Linked DNA regions of Homo sapiens: region 1 is linked to region 2. The links are chromatin loops, found by intact Hi-C in ENCODE. Cell type or tissue: A673. All regions are shown on one strand. Links, peaks and the distances in the headings refer to the core of each region. The heading gives the core; the rest is flanking DNA.

Region 1 (11,375 bases), core at 2,134-10,133, 340 kb before region 2:
ACAACAAAATCTGTTGCAGTTGTAGTTATGATCAAGTGTCTATGAATCGATTCATGGTAGGATAGAGATGCGAGGGAGTTAAGACAGCACCTCTCATAACACCATTCTACTAATCAAACTAAGAGACCAGACGGCTGGCAAATGCCAAGAATAAGGGCCTGATGTCTGCCCTTTCTAGGACATTTGTGTTAAAAAGCAAGATAATTTTTAAAATTTAGAACACAACAGTGCCAAGTCAAAGAAAGCAGAGCATTTAAGGTGTGCAATGAAAAATTTCCCTTGACAGGCATGGATAGTAAATACTGATACCAGACTGATTCAGGATAACTTACAACTAATTCTACAAAAGTAATTTTCAAACTCATACAAAAAAATGTGAATTATTTTTGTTATATATTTTTAAAAACACAAATTCCCTCTACTTTGGTGTCTCTTCCATTTTAGTTTGAATTTCAGAGGATGTTACACAGCATCCAGGCCAACACCAAAGAAACAAGAGGTGAAATGATTTGCTTAGTCTTACGAATATTTGGGAGCCAAACTTCAACTGGAATGGGCTATCCTGATTTCATCTCTAAAATAACTTAGTCTAGTGACTTTTTGTTTTTGTTTTTGTTTGGTGCAGAGATAGAACAATAGCTAACAGACAAATAGCTCACATTTCCATTTTTTTTCTCATCAGTGTCACAGAATCATCAACAATTAAATGTCCTAGTATAAATCATATTAAAATAAACAGCAAGCCAACAAAATGGGTCTTTTACTAAATTGCAGAGAGTCTGAAGAGTGTATTTTGAGCATTTAAGTGTAGTCATTGGCATTCTGTACTAGAATGGGAAAGGAGAGTCAGGCTACATAAATGTCAACTCTGGTAAAATTGCCAGTGACATGGGCACTTCAGTTGTTGAGAAATGTACTGAGTCTAGCAGTTCTTTTTAAACCAATATTTAACAAAGCTTTCTGAAAATATTACATATGGCATGTATCAGCCTATGACATGTGGCCAATAACAACAGATATAAATTTAACTTGGGAAATTAGGTATGAAGGGCGTACTACCCATTAATAATTTGTATTATTCAACTCTAGCAACAATACATAAGTAATTAGGCATGACATAGTCAGTAGACAGTTTTGACCACCACTGCTGTCACAGTCAGTGGTGCAATGCAAGAATTTACAGGGAGGAAGGTGAAAGTGTACCTTTTGAGATGTTGTTGAAGTGCTGGACAGAGATCTTCCAAGGGCCTTGATATTGAATGGAAGCTCTCGTGCATACAGGTCGTTACATAAGAATGAAGATGGCGGTAGCAAGGAAGATATAGAACTGTATTATTGCTGAGAGAGATATTTTCATTAGAGAAAAAGGTCAACAGTGGTTGGGTAACATTACTGAGGAAATATAATGTTGTCATCTACTAGAACTGGTTATTATCAGTGGACAACAGCCCAGCAGTTGATAATATTGAGGGAGTGCATAGAAGTAATGATGATAGTCCTCTCATCAAGAAACTTATGTTCAACATGAAACATCCACAAACAAGAGTCAATAATAAATACTAGTATACATGGATATAGTTACAAAAATTGTGCTGAAGATAATTATCATTCTTGTTTAGAAAAGAAGTTTAACATTAATAAGAGAATAATTAGAATAAGAGTTGGCCAAATAGATTTCAAAATGATATTCAAACAAGAGAAGTATATCTAAATTGTTAGGTACAAGTATGTATAGGCAGGAATGATCACAGTTCACAGTCTTTTAGAGGGATTTTGAATAGATTGGCCTAAGCATTACATTCTAGACTGTGAACTTCTTGATTGCCATGTTGAAATTGACGTTATTCTCTGGCACGTTATGCTGCCCAGTAGAACTTTCTGTGATACGGGAAAGGCTTTATATCTGAACTGTTCAACATTGTAGACACACACAGCTATGGAACGCTTGAATGAGTAGTACAAGTGAGAAAGTGAATTTTAATTTCATTTAATTTTAATTAATTAAAATTTAAATTTAAGTAGCCACGTGACGCTAGTAGTATCAGTATTAAATAGCAGAGCTCTAGAGACTAGGAAGTCACTATAGGTTTTCAGCAGAGAATAACAAGAGAAAGACAGTATTTTAGGCAGATTAATTTGGCAGATGTGTTTAGGCAAGTCTGGGGGATGAGGGAATGAGAAGTACTCCTGAGATTGTATTGAATTTATGAATGATCTGAAAGAATTGACATTTTTAAAATAAGTCTTTCAGTGATGAACATGATGTATTGCTCCATTTACTGAAGTTTTAAAATATCTCTCAGCAAGGTTTTATAAACTTGTAGCAACATAGTTCATAATAATAAAAATACTAAAGCAACCTACATGTTTATCAGAAATATAATGTGTATAAAAATTATATTTTAGAAAAGGTGAAAGAGCCATAGCTGTATGCAACATGATTAATCATATTGGATAAATGAAGTAAGACACAAAATGATACATATAGTATTACTCCATTCAAAAAAGATACAATAACAGGTGAAACAAAAATGTATTGCTTATATACATAGTAAAACCATACAGAAAAACAAAGAATGGCTTACTATAAAAGTCAAGATGATAGATTCCTTTGCATGGAAGGGATGGGGTTATAACAGGATTATTATTAACCTGATTACTTCTTCATCTGGGTGGTGTTACTGCAGGCATTCACTTTATAACTATGAATTAATCTGTAAATATATGTTATGTACTTCCTAGTTATGTGTGTCACAGTGACCCAAAAAAAAAGAAGTTGAAATAAATGTAAGAAAAAAGTAAAACAAAATTAAAATAATAATAAGGCAGAGATGATAGGTTGCAATCCCTTGTAGCTCTTCCCATTCAAGAGGAAGAATACTCTATTACCCTACCCATTGATTCCAGGCTGGTTTTGTGATTTACTTTGGCCAATGGGACATTAGCAAATGTGACATAAGCAAAGACTTGAAAAAGGTTTTCACATTGGGGTTTGCCTTTTCTTGTTGATTTTGAAACCCAGCTGCCACTTGACAAGGCTTGTCTACTAGGTGTTTGTAGACACATGGCTTGATATTTCTTATCATCTCAGCCAACCATTAGACATGTAAGTGAAGCCGTCTGGGACCACAGCCCCAATTGTCCTACTAGCTGATTGCAGCTGCATGAGGGAATCAAGGTCAGACAAGGGGAGGAACTGCTGACTGAATATTGCCAAATTTCCAAACCACAGAATTGTGAACTAAAAATGAACCTTTTAAGCCACTAAGTTTTGGGTGGCATGCTTTCTGTTATGAATGCAGCAGAATATTTAGATATTCCCAGGTATCAAAAAGAGCACAGTAGTTCAATTGGTCAGTGATTCTGAATCTAAGCATTTTCACAGTAAAGGGGAAAGAGAAAACACACTAAAATGCATAGTTTTCATTTTCTGATCAACATACACCAACAAAAGGCAAGGTACATTTTTTAGGCTGTACAAAGTTATCAGTTTTCTTTAATATTATGCACAATGATGTCAAAGGCTATAGATATCTTGCTTATATATTAAAATCACGGGGTTATGAAAATTTGCTACACGTTGGTTATAATTTGTGCTTCTTGACAATCTTTCATTATCCTATTTCACACATGCATAATTTCGTATGGATGATGAGTCTGCTTTTATTGGTTGGTATCAAAATTTCCAGTATTGAGAAGATTCTGAAAGTAGATGAGCTTGCTAAAGCAAAAGTAATAATAGTTGCAGAACATCTGACTCTGATTAGTAAAGGAAATCTCCCACCTCTCCCCAAAATACCCCACAAAAAATAATAAGACTCAAAATAGATACATGTATTAAAAACAAAAGGAGTGCTAACTTGAGTCAGAGTTCAAAGTTCCAGGTATTTTATCAATTTGCAAAGAATATCATCCCATGTGAAATTAACATTGGCATACACAACTTGATGTCTTAGGAAATAGTATAGCAATTAAAAGAAAGATTAAGATTTTTCAGGGTTATAGACTTTGAATACAAGAAACTCTAGGGGCAGATAGAGGATTTAGAAGAGAAATCTTGCCTGCACGTTCTGTAGCTTTCCTATATTTGCTATTTATTAACTTCCTGAATCCTTTTAAGTGCTTTTCAGTGAAAGACTCAAAAAAGATTGTTCTATAGGATTGTTTTGGGGGTATCCAGAATGAGGGGATAGGAAAGCTGCAGCATCTTGGGAGAGAAAAAGATAGGATCCTGAGGAAATGGGGAGAGTGTGATCTGTGGCAACTGTGGAAAGAAAATAGAAACATTCTGAATATGAGAGGCCTGGGCAAAGGTAACCTTGGGGAGCTTTTCTAGACCTGAAAAGGGAATGTAGGGCTGAGAAGTTGTGTGCAACTCCCTGACATGTTAGAAAACTTCAATGAGAGCCCATAAAATAATTAACCATAAATGCTGAGAAATATGTACACCAGAGTACCTGTATCTTTGCTTTATTCTAGATTCTGAATCAGTCCATAGTCAACAAAAATATCTTTCTCTTTAGTTAGTAAAACTGAGCACACACCCCAGATATTTAGCTACCTTCTGTTTATTTACCTATGAATATGTCACAGGCATCTTTGCATAGTTAAAAAAATCTTACCCTTACCTATTTAAATAATATTTTTATAAGAATCCATATTGTCCCCAATTAATTTCTCTATCACCATTAATAAATTAAAATTATATTTATAAAGACTCCGTGGCGTAAAACTTAGGTACCAGAGAATGGTGTAGGTAGGCCTTCTTTGAAATCTCTTTTTTTCCCCTGCCCCCACTAATGGATTTAAGATGATTAAATTGCAAAAGGCATGACAGAAAGGTGATGTTTTGACAAAATGAGCTGGGTTGTTTGGAAGCAGCCCTGAAGCAGTAGCTTGGAATTGGGGGCCTTATGGATTTCTCCATAATGCAGATAGAACTTCATGATATATTTAAATCCTTTTCCGCAAACATTTCCCTGATTTGTTGCCAAGCCGTCACTGAATTTAGTAATCCAGACAGATTACCATAGGGGTCCTATTTTTAGGGTCCTTCTGTTGCTGTGGCAGTTGCAGCTGATCGGATTATGGTTCTATCCTAGCCATGTGAAATGCTTTGATGCTTCGAGAGAAACCTGCACTCAACTCCCGTAATTACAATGTCAGACTCATAGCTGGAAATTTCACTCTGAATTTATTTTGTAGCTCCATTGTGGCCAATCCATTATTAACTCATGAGATGGCGTGTTGTCTTAGTTTTGCTCTGTGTCTTTCAAACTAGCTCACTATTATGTGTATGTGTGTGTTGGAAGGGAGGGTGGGTGATAGTAAATGCACGCAGTGGGTCACAGAGGACATATATAATCTCTCTGATTCTGAGTGCAAAAAAAAAAAAAAAAAAAAAAAATACACAACCCAGACATTACTCTCTCCTATAAATGGCAATATCTCCATCTAGTGGTGAAAATTACCTTAATTGTCTTTACTGTCAGTTGAGAAAAAGCCACAAATTTGTCTCAGAACGTAATTTGTATTTTACCTTCACAATATAAATGTTTTCCCAAGAAGAATAGATGTTCGTCATATCACATTGGACCCATCCCATGGCCTTTGCAAGGGAAAAAGTAATTCTGTTTACCTCAAAAGAAGTTTGTCTTCCACTGTCACCTGATACCTGGGTACACAGAATTTGTCCATAATTTTTTTCATGGTTTTTTCTTTTGCAAGGTATTGGGAGGGAAGTAGTGACAAAGTGTAATGAAATAACAAGCTGAATGAATTTTATATGGACTTATATTCGATCTAAGAAGTAAATTACTCAGCCAATTTCTCATCTCTCATAAAACTATTTTTTCATCAATGGTATAGCAATTACGCCACAGTAAACTAGTATACATTTTTCACGTATATACAAAGAAATAATATTTTTCTTTGAAAAAATAAAGGCTAAAGCAGAATGTTAAGGTTTTCCCTATTTTATAACTTATTGCAACCTCAATCATAAAAAGCTCTTGCAACATGAAACCAGTTATTTAAGGCTGTCTTTTACGAATGCTCTTGATTGCATTTTCGTTATTGTTAATGCAAGTGGGAAATTGTTTTAACTAATATTCCTACTCATCTCCAATTATACAGCTTGTACTCACACATTTATTTAGGTAAATATAAATATGGAGTCACAAGGTAGAAAAACCAGGAGAGTGAAGGCGGCCTCTGGGCACACAGCAGAGCCCGTTAGATGGCAGCACGCGCACGGTCTCAGCTTGTTTCAAATCCTGCTGCTTGTACTCGGAGCCCCTGAACCCCAGGTTGGTTTGTGTGCCATGGCAGTTTGGTATCTCCAGAGGGACTGAGTCCAGTAACTCGATGCAACAGAGTCCGATCTTTCAATCCAGAATGCCAACTGATTAATGTAAAATTGAACGTATTTTTTTTCTGATATGTTAATATTGGAATGTTACCCAAAGAATCTGATGTCAGGGTATCTAAGAATTTGAACGAGTTTGTGGCCTGGACAAGTGTTTTATCCAGCTTATGTCAAAATCCGGTGACTTTTTTCTGTCCAATACTTTCTTCCCTCCCTCTTTCCCCATCTCCTTCCTTCTCTTCCTCCTCCTCTTTCCTCTTTCCTTTTTCCTTCCATTTTTCTTTTTTCCTGCCTTTTTCTTTTCCTCCTCCTCTTTCCTCTTTCCTTTTTCCTTCCATTTTTCTTTTTTCCTTCCTTTTTCTTTTCCTTCTTTCTTTCCTTCCTTTCTTTTTTTCCTTCTTTCTTTCTATACTCCTTCTTTCCTTTATTCTTTCCATCCTCCCTCTCAGTGCCCTTCCCTGGCTTCTTTCTCTTAATAATAACACTAATAAGATTAATAGCAACAAATAAAAGGGAAAAATATGTTTGTATGTGCCAGTCTCTGTTGTAAGAACTTTACTGAGATTATCTAATTTAATCCTTCTAACCTTAACTATTCTAACCTATGCATACAGTAGGAGTAAACTGAGGGATACTTTCATTAAGTAAATTGTTCAATTTATTAATTCAGAATATATTTTTTGGACACTATGTAATCAGGATGCAACAGTGATCAAATCAGATAGATGTTCTCAAAGAGTCTGCATTCTGGACAGAAAATGAACAGTTTAACAAAAAATATTATGGCTTGTGATAAGTGCTATGAAGCAAATGAAAGGAGTGCCATGATGAGACAAAGATTAGAGCTCTCTTTTTTAATAAGGTAGTACATATGAATTGTACATTTCATATACATATGTACAAATCTAGGTTATAAAGTAACTGTATTCTCAAGATCTGGAGTCTTGCTTATGTGGACAGGTTTTGAGCCTGGCATTTTTAGACTTTTTGGACATTATACTTTTTCTTACACATTGTAGCCTTTATGTTTACATTTTCCTCATCTTTCTTTACTTTATGAAAAGATTAGGCTGCAGTTACCTTAAATAAAATATGGCAATCGTACTTTCTTGAACTACACCCCTATTGAACAATATGGTTCTTCAGTGACATATTCACAGATGATCTCTCACTCACTTGTATAGATGACTAATCTCATCCATTATGTATTAATTTGTACCTTAATTTTAAGTTATGAGGACTTTCCTATATTTCTCCATACCTGACATTTATGTGTCTATGCACACACATTATATTTTAAGAAGAAAAAATTGAGTTTATAAAATGGATTTATAGCCACCTGAGAAAATATACAATGTCAAATATAACCATTTTGCTAATTTTATGTAGTTTAAAATATTTGTTATATTATTTCATTTCAAAAAATTAACGCTTTGGTGCCCCAAATTCACTATCCTCAATTGACATGATACAGAAGAAATAAGCAGTAAACATTATAAATGTGAGGGTATTGAAAATAGTGATGAAAGAAGGAAAGTGTAGAATCCAGGTTGAAAATAGCAATATTTAAACTTCATGAAAGAATATCATTTTTTATTGAAGCATGGTTAAAACTTTAAAGATATTCTTCAAAAGAGATTCACAGTTTTAAAATAGTCAATGCTTTCATTTATTTTCTGCACCACTAAAGCTTAAGAATGCCTGTCATATTAAAATTTCTTGGTAAAGGGACCAAACACAGTGGCTCATACCTGTAATTTCAGCACTTTGAGAGGCTGAGGTAGGCAGATCACTTGAGCCCAGGAGTTTGAGACCAGCCTGGGTAACATAGCAAAATCTTGTCTCTACAAGAAAATTTAAAAATTAGCTGAGCATCGTGGCTCATGTCTGAAGTCCCAGCTACTTAGGAGGCTGAAGTGGGAGGATCACTTGACCTGGAATTTCAAGGCTGCAGTAAGCCAGAATTGCACCAGTGCACTCCAGCCTGGGTGACAGAGCAAGACCCTGCCAAAAAAAAAAAAGAAGAAGGAGAAAAAGAGAGAAAGAAAGAGAGAAAGGAAAGGAAAGGAAAAGAAAGGAAAGGAAAAAAATTTCTTAATAAATAAAAAATAATATTTCACATATCCTCACACCATTAAAGGATTATTACGGACAGTCAAATTACATAAAATAGAGTGCTTGATGTGTATTACAGACAAAGCATAAGGTAGCATTATCTAAAGAATCAATGGATTTTCTGACCCCACAGTGTCTAGTGAGTAATAGCTATTAAATAAATGTTTCTTGAATGTGTTAATAAATACATGGAAATTAAAATTTCTCATGTAGACACAGTTATAATAGTCTCAGAAAAAGAAATATCCATATCCAGTGTATTCATTCAGCAATATTTATAAATACAGGTATAAATTATATAGATAATGAATATGTAATATTAAAAGCATAATAAATGTGAATATAAAAATAAACATAAAATATACAAAATATATGTGTGCATAAATATATATTAAATATACATATATGTATATTGTATATATTGAATACACAATATATAAACAGCTGTGTATATATACACCTCTATACATATATTCTATATATATACATATATTAAATATATGTATATTCAACATATATATTATACATAAATATGTACTGCTCTTTCTAACTTCTAGGAGCTACATAGAATCTCAAGTTTTAGTTTTAAGAAATAGGGCTTTCATTTTAATGGAGAAGACATATTAATAACTTATTACAAATTAAACAGTTTAATTTTAATTATCATAAGCTCCAAGAAGAATTTCAAGAAACTAGAAGAATATAGTAACAAAGGTGATTCACTGTTGGGAATCATTGGTCTAAAGTAATAAAAAGCTAATGAGTTATCAAAGACATAAAATGTTTTTAACAGCCTCCAAGAATCAATTTAAGCCCCAGTCCTAGCTCTAGAGGCTCAGATTTTCAGGACATGTTTATTCCTGTTTTATATTCATATAAAAGCAAAAAGTAAAGTTCAAATTGATAAAATAATCTAATAATGCTATGGCAATCAAAAATACTGCACTCTCTCCTCTTGTCTGAATAGTATTAGAATTATATATTTTAGATTCTACTGTAAAGTAAGCAAGCAAATTAGATAGCAGTATTGTGTCAATGTAAATTTCCTGATTTTGATAATTTTACTATGATTTTGTAAGAAAACATGGTGTTTTCAGAAAACACACGTTTAACTATTCAGTGGCACAGAGCCATCATGCCTAAAAGTTACTTTTCAATAGGTCAAAAATGTGTGTGTGCGTGTATGTTGTGTGTGTGTATGTGTGTGTGTGTGTGGAAAAAGGACAGAAAAGGAGTAAAATATTAAAATTTGAGGATCTGTGTAAAAAGTATATCAGAATTCTTTGTTCTATTTTTACAACATTTCTGTAAGTCTGAAATTCTTCAAAATAAAAAAAAAAATACAAACAGTGTTTGAAAAATCATACTGAGCATGGTTCCTGGCACATAAATTCTTCATGAGTGTCAAGCTTAGATTCATAGTTTTCACTGAAATTATGAATTCACCACTTACGTTTTAGTTCTTACATTGCTATAAAGAAATACCTGCAACTAGGTAATTTTTAAAGAAAAGAGGTTTAATTGGTTTACGCAGTTCCACAGGCTGTACAGGAAGCATGGCACTGGCATCTGCTTAGTGTCTGGAGAGGATTCGGGAAACTTACAATGATGACAGAAGGCGAAGGAGAAACAGGCACGTCTTACGTGGCAGGAGCAAGAGGGAGTGAAGGAGGAGGTGCCACACACTTCTAAATGACCAGATCTCACGAGAACGCACACACTGTCATGAGGATGGTACCAACAGGATGGTGCTAAACCATTCATGAGAAATCATCCCCATGATCCAATCACCTCCCACCAGGCCCTGCCTCCAACACTGGGGATTACAATTTGACAAGCGATTTGGTGGGGATACAGATCCAAACAATATCAACTTGATATGACAAAACAAAGTAAATAAATCTCTGCCATTCAACTTTTAATTCACAAGGTAAATTTTTAATTCACAAAGTAAAAAGAAAAATATCTGTGTGTTATATTTAGGTTAGAAAAGACACTTCACAATGATGCTTATAAACCTTCAGTTTTTTAGTTTTTTAAAAAACTGACCTGAATACAGAGTTTTCCTTCCCTTCTTCTTACATACCCAAGAAGAATAAATTATTCACAATGATAAAGGCAAGAAAATGTACCATCAACCAGCCACTTAAATGTTGAATTTCTATAATATGGAAAGCTGATAAAGTCCTGCTGATGGATAAATTAGAATTTAGAAAACAACACGAAACATGTGCTTGAGAAGGCAGAAAAAAAAGGTGAGAGCAGGGGTTACTGTCAGAGTAATAAGTAAAAGGCTGAACACAGAATGCATTAGCCTCCATGTTTGCAGCTGGCGGAGATATATACACCCAAAAAATGGGATGGAAGGAGAAGGTGGACTTATAGATGTCTATTCAGCCATAGAAGGGAAGGCTAAGAGATTGCAAAGCTGCTGTCCAGGGGCCTTGATGTTATTAAGCCTATTGGTCAACCCTGCAACCATGCACTTCTAGATCTCTTGCTATGAATAGCAAATAAATTCTTACCCACATAAGCCATAATGATAATCAAGTTTTCTTTTATCTGGAACCAAAAATATTCCAGAACTGACCCAACATTTAGATGTGTAAATGCAATTATCAGAAAAACTCAAAATAACTATGTAATTAACAAATAGTAGTAGGAGTAAGTAGGGCCAGAAAGATTTTGTAAGAAAGATACTATCTTCATCTTTTGCAATAGGGCTGTTAATATATATTTTTAAAAGTTAATGAATTAAGAAAGAAATTTACATGTTTGTAGTAAGAATTACTGAATTGAGCTACCTATAAAAGTAAAAATACGGATTTTTCAAATGGATTTACCTGGGACCATGGTACTTTCTCAGGTAATGGAAAAATGAATTTAAAAAAAT
Region 2 (11,375 bases), core at 2,171-10,170:
GTTGTCTTGTTATGAACAGTTGCTCATGGCCCTGTCTGCTGCTACTGGTAAGTTGTTTTTGCAAATAAATACTAACAAGTTCATTTGTATAGTGTACTTTAAACAAATCCTATGACTGATGTGCCCAGAAATAACAAGTTTTGGAAAGCAAAATAAGTCCTTTAATTAACAACTTCAAACGGTGATTCTGTGCAGTATTGTTAACCTTGCTAGCCAATTCTACTATTTTGATCAATCGATAGATAGATAGATAGATGGATAGGTAGATAGATAGATAGATAGATAGATAGATAGATAGATAGATAGATAGATAGATATTTCCCCCCAGGCTAAAGTGCAGTGGTGCGATCTCGGCTCACTGGAACCTCCATTTCCCAGGTTCAAGCGATTCTCCTGCCTCAGCCTCCTGAGTAGCTGGGATTACAGGCGCCCACCACCACGTCTGGCTAATTTTTTTGTATTTTTAGTAGAGACAGGGTTTCACCATGTTGGCCAGGGTGATCTCAAACTCCTGACCTCAAGTGCTCTGCCCACCTCAGCCTCCCAAAGTGCTGGGATTACAGGCATGAGCCACCATACAGGGTGGAATTACAATATTTGAATATTACCCAGGAATATTTTCTGGTGTTTTTCAGGTCTGATTATTTGCTGTAGGTTACGGTTCTTTGCAAATACGTGAAGAGAGGAAATGAAAGAAGAAGAAGATGTGAATATTATCGAAGTGGTCTCCCTTGGGAAATCAAAAAACTGTTCTAAAATCTGAATTAGTAAAAGCAATATTGATTTCAATAGAAAAAAACTAAAATTATTAAAAAAGGAAATGAGCTTATATGAAGCTACATGTATCCTAATGCCTGGCTTGAATATAGTTTTGGATGCATTCTTAATAAATGAGAAAACATCAATGTGAAATAAAAGCAGCAGTTTTTGTCACAAAACAAAGATCGAGACTGTTGGATAAGATGGCTAGTGCTTTGTGTTTTAAAATTCAGTAGAAAATTCAGAAATAAAGCCAAATACTTACAGCCAGCTAATCTTTGACAAAGCATACAAGAACATAAATTGGGGAAAGGATACCCTATTCAACAAATGGTGCTGGAAAAGCTGGCAAGCCACATGTAGAAGAATGAAACTAGATCCTCATCTCTCACCTTATACAAAAATCAACTCAAGATGGATCAAAGACGTAAATCTAAGAGCTGAAACTATAAGAAATTCTAAAAGATAACATTGTTTTTTCCCTTTTTTCTTCTTCTGTTTTTTTTTTTCTTTTTCTTTTTCTTTTTTTTGGAAAGGGAGTTTGCGCTGTCGCCCCAAGCTGGAGTGCAATGGAGCGAACAAGGATCACTGCAACCTCTACCTCCTGCGTTCAAGCGATTCTCCTGCCTCAGCCTCCTGATTAGCTGGGATTACAGGCGTCTGCCACCACGCCCAGCTAATTTTTGTACTTTTAGTAGAGATGGGGTTTGACCATGTTGGCCAGGCTAGTTTTGTACTCCTGACCTCAAGTGCTGGGATTATAGGCATGCGCCACAACGCCCAGCCTTGAAAAGATAACATTGGAAAAACTCTTCTGGACATTGGCTTAGGCAAATTCATGACAAAGACCCCAAAAGCAAATGCAACAAAGACAAAAATAAATAAATTGAATAAATTAGAGCTAATTAAACTGAAAAGCTTCTGCAGAGCAAAAGAAATAATCAGCACATTAAAGAGAAAACCCACAGAGTGGAAGAAAATATTCACAAAGTATGCATCTGACAAAGGACTAGTATCCAGAATCTACAAGAAACTCAAACAAATCAGCAAGAAAATGACAATTCCATCAAAAAGTGGGCAAAAGACATGAACAGCCATTTTTCAAAAGAAGATATACAAACAGCCAACAAATGAATGAGAAATGTTCAACATCAGTGAAATACAAATTAAAACCACGATGAGATACCACGTAACTCCTGCAAGAATGGCTATAATTCAAAAGTTAAAACCATAGATGTTGGTGTGGATGTGATGAAAAGGGAACACTTACACACTGCTGGTGTGAATGTAAATTAGTACAACCTCTATGAAAAACAGTATGGTGATTCCTTAAAGAACTGAAAGTAGATCTACCATTTGATCCAGCAATCCCACTACTGGGTATCTACCCAAAGGAAAAGAAGTCATTACATGAAAAAGACACATGTACACGCATGTTTATAGCAGCACAATTCACAGTTGCAAAGATATGGAACCGGCCTAAATGCCCATCAACCAATGAGTGGATAAAGAAAATGTGTATATATACAACATGGAATACTACTAGGCCATAAAAAAGAACGAAATAATTTCTTTTGCAGCAACTTGGATGGAGCTGGAGGCCATTATTCTAAATGAGGTAACCCAGGAATAAAAAACCAAATGCCGCATGTTCTCACTTATCAGTGGGAGCTAAGCTGTGAGGACACAAACACATACAAAGTGATATAATGGACTTTGATGACTGCAGGGTGGGGAGCTGGGAGTGGGGTGAGGGATAAAAGATTACATATTGAGTGGGTACAGTGTACACTGCTTTAGTGACAGGTGCACTAAAATCTCAGAATTCACCACTAAAGAACTCATCCATGTAACCAAAAACCACCTGTACCCCCAAAACTATTAAAATTTTTAAAAATAAAAAAGTTAACTTCTAAACATTAAATATACATAATATAAAGTTTACATTTTAAAATTATTTTTATTCAGCAATTGTTTTGTTTTAACACCCCTTCTTTCAATGTTTTCTACTATAAAATGTCAATGTCAGTTAAAGATCATTTTAACATATCATTTTAAAACATATCATTTTGTCCCAATATATTGATTTATAATAATAATTTTAAATCAACTTTCTGTAAAATCTTATAGTAGAAAAATGATTCATAGTTTAATATTATGGTCACTTGTTACTAATTAAAAATATGTAAATATGTATTCTTAAAAATAGAGAATAATACCATTTCAGGAATTCTGATTATTTGTTCTGAAATTTCAAAGATTACTATCTGCTGGGAATTTGGAAACCCTATAATAATCTAAACCCAGCGACAGTGAAAACCAGGAGGCAGATGGAGCCCAAAGGAAGAGATGGAAGGGTCACTCTTGTGTGGCACCTTCCTATCCTGGCCAGGCGGCAGTGCCTGGGGTAGTCGAAGGGAGCAGCAGTGAGGATGAGACCTTCAATTAGAGAAAGGACAAGAAGAGAACGTGGGAAGACCCACACTCGGGCCCACTTTGGTTAATCCTCCTTAGTTTCCTTGTAAACTATTAAGGCAGTTAAATTTTCAACTGCTTGAATTTACCTATTTCAAAGATTCAGCTTTTCACTTGACTTTGATTGGTCACCAAGAAAATATAAGTATTATAGCCATGTTATTTTCAAAGAGGAAAGCATGCCAGTCACTAGAACAGTGAGTGGTATGTAGCAGGCACTCAGAAAACATGTGTGATATGGGTTGATCTGAGTCCCTGCCCAAATTTCTTGTCGAATTGTAATCCCCAATGTTGGAGGTGGGTCTGGTGGAAGGTGGTTGGATCATGGGGACAGATTTCTGCCTTTGGTGCTGTTCTCATGGTAGAGTTTTCATGAGAACTGATTGTTTAAAAGTGTGTAGCACCTCCCTCTCTCTCTCTGGCATCTGCCCTGGCCATGTAATATGTGCCAGCTTCCCCTTCACCTTTCACTGTTATTGTATGTTTCCTGAGGCCTCCCCGGAAATGGAGCAGATGCCAGAACCATGCCTCTTGTACAGCCTGCAGATCCATGAACCAATTAAACCTCTTTTCTTTATAAATTACCCAGTGTCAGGTATTTCTTTATAGCAATGCAAGAAGGACTAATACAATGTGTTAAACTAATTACTGGATAATGCAATTCACAGAGGAACAGAGAATCCTTTTACTTGGGACTGGCCAGTTTCCTGTAAGTCAAAATTATGCAAATCCAATCAAATTTTCCATAAAGAAAATATTGTGATTGAATTTTAGATTCTTTATCATAACCTTGAAATCCATACAACCTCTGTAAAATTTTAAAAGATTGTGTCTTTTTTTAGCTTCAATGAATTGGAGAGTGAAGCATCTGCTTTAATGGGAAATTTCAAATTTCTTCAGCAATATCGTGAGAATAATCTCAGCAGAAGTCAATAGGAGACTCAGAAGCATAAGAATACCTCCTAGAATTTAAATATAAGAAAAACAAATTGAAGTTAATAGTCTTATTTTCTCATTGTAAAGTTGCCTGCTCATCTTACTGTGTATAAAATTGGGATCCAGTTATTCAAAATCAGTGTGTTTTGTGTGTATTACTCAGCAGAGTATTTACCAGGTTTACAAGTGTAGATCACACATCTAAGTCAAGGCCTGCCTTATCACTTCTGGTCACCAACTAATCCTTAAACTTTTTTTATTCTAAAAATAATTGGGAGTAAAACATCAACAAGTTAGCTGGACAACGTGTTTAAAGCTTTAAAACCTGCCTTGAAAACTGTGATAGATCAGTTTGAATGCCAGGACTGTCGATTCAAAGTGCCAAATGTCTGCTATAATAATTCCTAGCACATAGGGAGTTCTATGAGCCAGACTCTGCATCTCAAGCTCTTCAGAGATTTTAACTCAACCACTTTTCACAAAACCTTGTTTTTTGTGGAAGAAGTGCAATTACCTTCCATATTTTACAGGGGAGGACACTAAGTATCAGGGACATGCATTTTTTCCAGGCCCCATGGCTAACACATGGCAAAGCTAGGTCAACTTGGACGTTGGCCTTCAGAGTCATTGAACCATAACCCCTCCCCTCCTGCCTGGACAGCCCCAGAGCCGGCACTGCTGAGTCACAGTGACAAGACTTACCCTCTGGCCTTGAACAGCTCAAACTCTAATGGAGTAAATAGATAAATAAGCCACTGTGATGATAATAATAATAATAAAAAGTTAAAAATGGCAAGATAAGACCATGAAGCATGTGGTGTAACAATTCAGGGAGATGCCATAGCTTAGCAGATAAGAGCACAGACTCAGGACTGAGATGAGTCTCACTCCAGTGCCAGCTGCAGAGGCTCAGCTGCATCAGTCTCTCTGCTCTTCAGGGGTCTTAGCTGTAAAACAAGAATGCTCTTCGTGGGAACTCAGAGAATGGGCATGTCAGGTATTCAGAGCAGTCCTGTAGCCCAGAAAGCCTAAGTCAGTACTATCATGATCATGGAAGAGTAGATTATTGAAGCTGACTTAGAAGAACTGGAAAGACTTCTTGAAGGGCTTTAGATTTCAGCTGAGCCTTGAAACAAGAGTTGTTATTTTAAAACAGAAACAAAAAGGAAAAACTCCAATAGTCTGGATGCAGCCAACAAAGCACCTTCCAGACAACAGAAGCAGCTGGGAAATGAAACAACAAACAAACAAGGCAAAGCCACATCTCAGAACAGGGCATGTTGTATGGACTCATGTACTTGGAAAGTGAGGTTCAGGGAAATTCCAAGTGAATGGCAGGAAATAAAGCTGGAAACCTAAGGAAGGACTAGGCCCTAAGGCAGAGAGAGATTCTTTAAGTACCTCAGCCCATAGGGACAAATCATCGGTTTTCCTTTTACCTAAACGGAAACATGTTTCTTGTCTTAGAGAATTATGTTTTCTTTTCGGTTTATTTTCTATTTTAAATTTAAAATTTGAATTGTAAGCCTATAGGATCCCAAGAGTTCCAAACTCTATATTTTTCTTACTCCTTTAACTCTGCCTTCAGCATATGTCATGGTAAAATGTAAATTAACCTAAATCTATACAATAAAAATAAAATAAAAATTAGACGGGTAGGCTGTTATGTTTTCAGGGTGTGCGGTGTTTGTTTGCTGTTTGTTTTTACAGCTAATAATTCTGAACAAAACCAAAGCACATAAGCAATCTCAGCAGGAGATAAACTAAGCTGTCATAGAATCATAGTTTCAGTTATTGCATTAATCAGCATTAACTTCATGTAAAACTCGACAAAAAAGAAAAACGTTTGAGCTCCACCTTGTGGTAGCATATCTGAGCCAAGCTCATGTCTCAGGTTCTTTGTGCAGGAAAAGCATGTCTTAGTGAGCCCGCAAAAAAACCCTGCATTATTTAAAGAAGAAGAAGACTAGGAAAGCTTTGAAAAATTGTTCCAGAATGTGCAAATAAGGGCTGCTTATTTATAGGGTTTCTAATATTAGAAATATCACAGTGTACACTGATGGCCCTGGGACAGCATCCTGCCAACAGATGGTGTGTGTGTGTGTGTGTGTGTGTGTGTGTATGTGCGCGCGCGCGTATTAATTTGTGCTAATTACTAACATTTAAATATTATAGTATGTGACATAAAAATCAAGGTTTCCAGCTTCTCTTTAGACACCAGAAGATCTGGGAGCCCTGCGTCTGCAATAATTAGCTAGAACTGAGCATTGGATGCCCCCTAAAGATAGTGAATGTTGTCTACATTTTATTGGCTATAAACCGACAGAGGAGGCAACACAGAAGTGGCAACGTGCATATCTGTCAATACTTCTCCATCTTCACTGTACCCCATAACCTCACCCAGACGACCTAGGCAAGACACCATGAGCACACTGCCTGCTGTTTGAAACAACACAGAAAACCTGGTGTGTCATTGCTCTCAAACAACTTTTATTTTTAAAGACCTTTATGTTGCTTTGCTAAAAAAGTAAAATAAAAACTTTCCTTGATCTCACTGGCCTTATCAACATTAAGATCCCAAATGTTATCGCACCCACATTTTGAGTCCTAGACATTGGTACTATGCAAAATCTCATCTGATTATGTCTGAGAGTCCATAGTTTATGAATTGATCTATTCAGGCTGTCTCACTGTGTGGCCTGCTCTGTTCTCTTATTTCACTCCTTCAAGCCAATACCTGAGAAGTGCCTGCTGTGCCTGTCATGAGTTTAGCAGACTCCTTTGAAGTGGGCTATCACCAGTGCTCCCCAAACAGACAGCTGATGGTAGTATCACAGTGTTTTTCTACCCCATTCGCAGGTGGACTTGCAGGGCTTTATTTCCCGAGAACCAAAAGTGCGCTACATGTACTCCACCGTCTCAGAATCCCCACTCCATGAACAGCTCCACTGGATTCTGGCTGCAGTCTCTATCTGTCCCCACTGTACTCTAATCTCATCCATTCCCCTTCCCTTCTCCTACTTCCTCAAAGGCTACATCTCTGCATAGCCATGCAAATCAACTGCTGCAGTCAGATGGAGGGGGAGCCACCAACACTATCTACTTATCAGAAATTTCCCAGAAGATCTGAATTCTAGATCTGGGTATGATTTAATTGGAACTCTCACTAAAACTTATTTCATAAACTCAGAGAATTCTTAGAACAACACTGCCCAATAGAGATGAAATGCACACGACAAATGCAAGCCACATGGCATCTTAACTTTCCTAGTGACCACATTAAAAAAGAAACAGGTCAATTAGTATTAGTAATATATTTTACTTAGCCAAATATATTCAAAATAGTATTTTTTTAACATGTAAGCACAATGAAAAGATATTAATGATACATTTTACATTAGCTTTTTCCTATGGAGTCTTCCAAATCCAGCGTATATTTTACATCTCCATTTCCAGCCATGTTGCATGTGCTCAATAGTCACATATGGCTAGTGGCTGCCATATTGGACAGCTCAGGTTTACAGCACAGGAAGAAATTTTAGAATCATGTTATGCAACCTCCTTGTCTTACAAATAATTGAGACTTGGAGAGGTTACATAATTTCCAACAGGTCAAACAACTAATCAGTAGCAGAGACAGGCCTGAAACACTGGGCCATTAATGCTCAATCACATGCATTTCTATTCATTTAATCCTGCTTATCTTAAATTTGTGAAGCCAGTCTACTATTAAGACATTACCATCTAGAAACAACTAAGAATGTACCAAAATAATCCAAAGAGTTGTTTTTATTGGATATATAAATGATTAGGTTTTTCCAGTTGGGGGAAACCTTCTTTAAAAATAATTAAAATAATTTTTCATTAATAACTTTCTGAATTAGATCAATTAAAGTAATTCTTTTTTTTTTTTTTTTTTTTTTTTGGAGACAGAGTCTTGTTTTGTCACCCAGGCTGGAGTGTAGTGGTATAGTGGCACGATCTGAGCTCACTGCAACCTTCGTCTCCCGGGTTCAAGCAATTCTTCTGCCTCAGCCCCCCAAGTAGCTGGGACTATAGGCACCCACCACCATGCCTGGCTACTTTTTTTTGGTAGTTTTAGTAGAGATGAGGTTTCACCATGTTGGCCAGGCTGGTCTTGAACTCCTGACCTCAGATGATCCGCCCGCCTTGGCCTCCCAAAATGCTGGGATTACATGTGTGAGCCACGGCGCCTGGCCAGATCAATTAAAATAATTCTAAATGTTTAACTACAGTGTGACTAAATTTTTTTAAATAAAAATATTTGATTGACAGAAAAGTGGAATTGTGGGTAATGTGTATCTAGCCTTTAAATACGTGCTAAATGCACTGCTCAGTGGTTTTCAGCATCATCTCATGTAATCCCTTCAGAAACTGCAGTGGAGATGATTATAGTCCATTTTAAAGATGAGGTCAATGAAGCTTGGTGAGTGCAATTAGCCCATGTCAAAAGGATAATAGTTGTAATACAAACATCACATGGCTAGCAAGTGACACTTGCAGTCAGGAACAGAACCCATACTCGTACCTTGGCTGTGACTCTCAAGCCAATGCTCCTTCCCCCACCACTTAGCCACCACAATTACCTTGTAGTCTATTAAGCTGAGGTATATGGAGCATTTTCTGTGACGCAAATGCAATAGGCTGAGTATTTTCACTCAGTATTATCTGTTATTCCACTAGCGACAAACATCGCCCATGGAATCAACTCATTGCATATTTTGTCAAGACCAGTTGTAATTCCAGCCCATGGTTCCTTTTGCAGTAGGCTCATTTGTCATCTGCTGAGGGGCTATTCCATGGTCATTTATGCAATATTGAATTCCACTACAAATGTATTTATTAATTCCACGGCCACCTTGCCCTTCAGACCTGTTACTCTATTTTTCAGGGTTATCCTCACACCATGCACAGCAATGTGACATCACATCAAATTTTTCTTCATGAATGTTATACAGTTTGACCGCCTTAACACATAGATTTATTCCTAAAAATTTGTACCAAATTAATTTTCCCCATTTACTTCTGCCATTAAATCTGACCTATATCAATACTGGAAAAAAGGTTTGATTCCAAAAGAAAAAAAAAAGATTTAGGATTTTAGCATTCAGTTCAATGACACTGTTGACTCACAGTTCTTATGCATTTAGCCCATGTATATAATTACTGCAAGATACTAACCATGGCTATAGAACCCTACACTCTAATTATGAAAATATAATCATTACAAATTGCTAATTCCATGGCTGGATTACATAATAGAATAAGTAAGCAGTTGTTTAGAGAATCAGCAAAGCAGTTTTTTTTTTTTTTCCGGAAAGAAACATCTGACTTCAGTATGCATGTATGTTTAGTGTTGTTAGGCTTTTAAAAAAAAATAGAAATGGGGTCTTGCTTTATTGACCACACTGGTCTCAAACTCCTGGCCTCAAGTGATCTTCACACCTTGGCCTCCCAAAGAGCTGGGATTAGAGGCATGAGCCACTGCACCCAGCTTGCTAATATACTTTGTTTTAAATTAGATGTTGGAGAGTACCATGATATTTGCAGTGTTCAGTCCTGTAAAAGTCATGATCAGGCTTTGCCTGATTCTCATTTCAATGGTATTTTCAAGTGCTTCACAGAGTTTATATGTATGACCAAGCAGAGAAATTAATTACATCACAATGCAAATATTTAGAACTCCATAAAAACAAGGATGACAACTTTAACTATTATTGAGCACTATGTGCCAGGCATAGTGCTATGTACTTTGCATGCATTATCTCATTTAATCCCAAATGAAAACTTTATGAGGTAGGACTGTTATTATCCCCATGTTTAGAGGCAAGAAACACAAGATTTTGAAAGGTTGAGTAATTTTCTTAAAGTCACATGTCAGTTTTTGCCTGCTTTAAATGATCATGAACATTCCCATTTTGGAGGACGTGTGATTGGCTAATATATAAACCAAAAAATCCAAGCATACAAAAAATCCAGGCATACTCAATACAAGAAAGAGGAAACAAATAACAAAATGAATAATATTCTGGCAACTTCTAAGCTGCAATATTGAAGAAAACAATAGATAACTTCTGCAGCTCCATTTGAACACATTGTCCACTAATATTGCAGGCTAGCACTGAGCCCCAAGCCCAGCTGAGCCAATCAGATATGTTGCTATAAACCTATGCTAAATGAGAATGAGCCGGATAAGTTTATACAGCATCTAGCTCCAAAAGGCCCAAAGGTTTTCAGAGACCCCAGCAGTTGTATTGGACAATTTCTTTTTTAGTTGCAAATATTTTGTTCCTACTTTCAGTAGAAACAATACCACACAGATAATAAAGCTAGGAAGCTCTAACTTTTGACCTAGTGTTCTGTTGAGTACAATGTTATCCTCCTCTCCAGGTTCTGAGCTGAAAAGTAACTCTAGGATCTTCCAAATTCTCATCCATGGTTTTTCCGCCTGCAGCAATGGGAAGGTCAACTAATTTGTGCCTGCTTCCATTTCTTTCTATATAAAATAAGCATAATTATATTCTATCTTAATGGAGATCATAAATTTAGAACTTGCTTTGTCTTTAAAGATAATGCATCTAAAATAGCTACCAATAATTATTTGGCAAATTGGAGAAAGTGTTTTTCCTGTCTGGAGCACTAAACAATCTCTTAATTCTCCTTCCAGTTTATCGTCATCACTCCTTAGATATAATGTGTTGGCTGTTACAGAATATTTTGGTGTAACTAAAGGAAAGTCAACTCAGAAGATGGACTATAATAATGTGGTCTTATACTGTCTATACCTTTTCATTCACTACTCTTAAATATTCCCTCAGTGATGGTTTTGGTGATAAGGAAATAATTGAACCTGATCAGTTATTCTCGGATGATTTATGAAGAGTCACAATTTTAGAGTTTTCAGGGAACATGGATATTCTAATCTGCTTTCGTGACGGTATTTTTCCCTTAAAATTCCCTTAATGTTGGCAAAATCTGAAGATGGCCAGTTAAGGCTTTCAGCAGCTAAATCACCCTGTGAATTCAAGCTGGATACATTGAATATGTCATGATCCACTTGACATTATCAATTACTAATTTGATACATTATGGATGATTCTATGGCTGTATTTGAATTTAGGTTTCTATTAGTTTATATATGATGCAAAGTGAATGATCCAGAAAAGAATTGACTGGAATCTTAC

The links. Hi-C counts contacts between places; a loop is a spot of excess contacts. Peaks named below come from ENCODE experiments on the same cell type or tissue, not always from the same donor. Only the 100,000 strongest peaks of a DNase experiment are listed, where the experiment ranks them.
Region 1: it touches region 2 in a loop (3-fold over the local background); 4 of 110 quality-filtered maps call a loop at or near these places.

What each region holds. Positions count from the first base shown.
Region 1 is chr9:73,194,960-73,206,334 of GRCh38, reverse strand. No RefSeq gene overlaps it. Among named protein-coding and RNA genes, the nearest start is that of ANXA1, 49 kb to the right of the region's middle. In A673, for the core only: CTCF peaks have their summits at 5,467 (motif pointing left) and 6,225; DNase peaks (open chromatin) are centred at 5,454 and 6,254; H3K4me3 peaks cover 282 bases.
Region 2 is chr9:72,851,897-72,863,271 of GRCh38, reverse strand. LOC124902181 (a long non-coding RNA gene) reads left to right here. Exons shown (of 2, transcript XR_007061578.1): 1 at 1-47; 2 at 636-5,820. Among named protein-coding and RNA genes, the nearest start is that of LINC01474, 17 kb to the left of the region's middle. RefSeq lists enhancers at 1-984, 4,037-5,236. In A673, for the core only: a CTCF peak has its summit at 6,039 (motif pointing left); a DNase peak (open chromatin) is centred at 6,021; H3K27ac peaks cover 1,346 bases.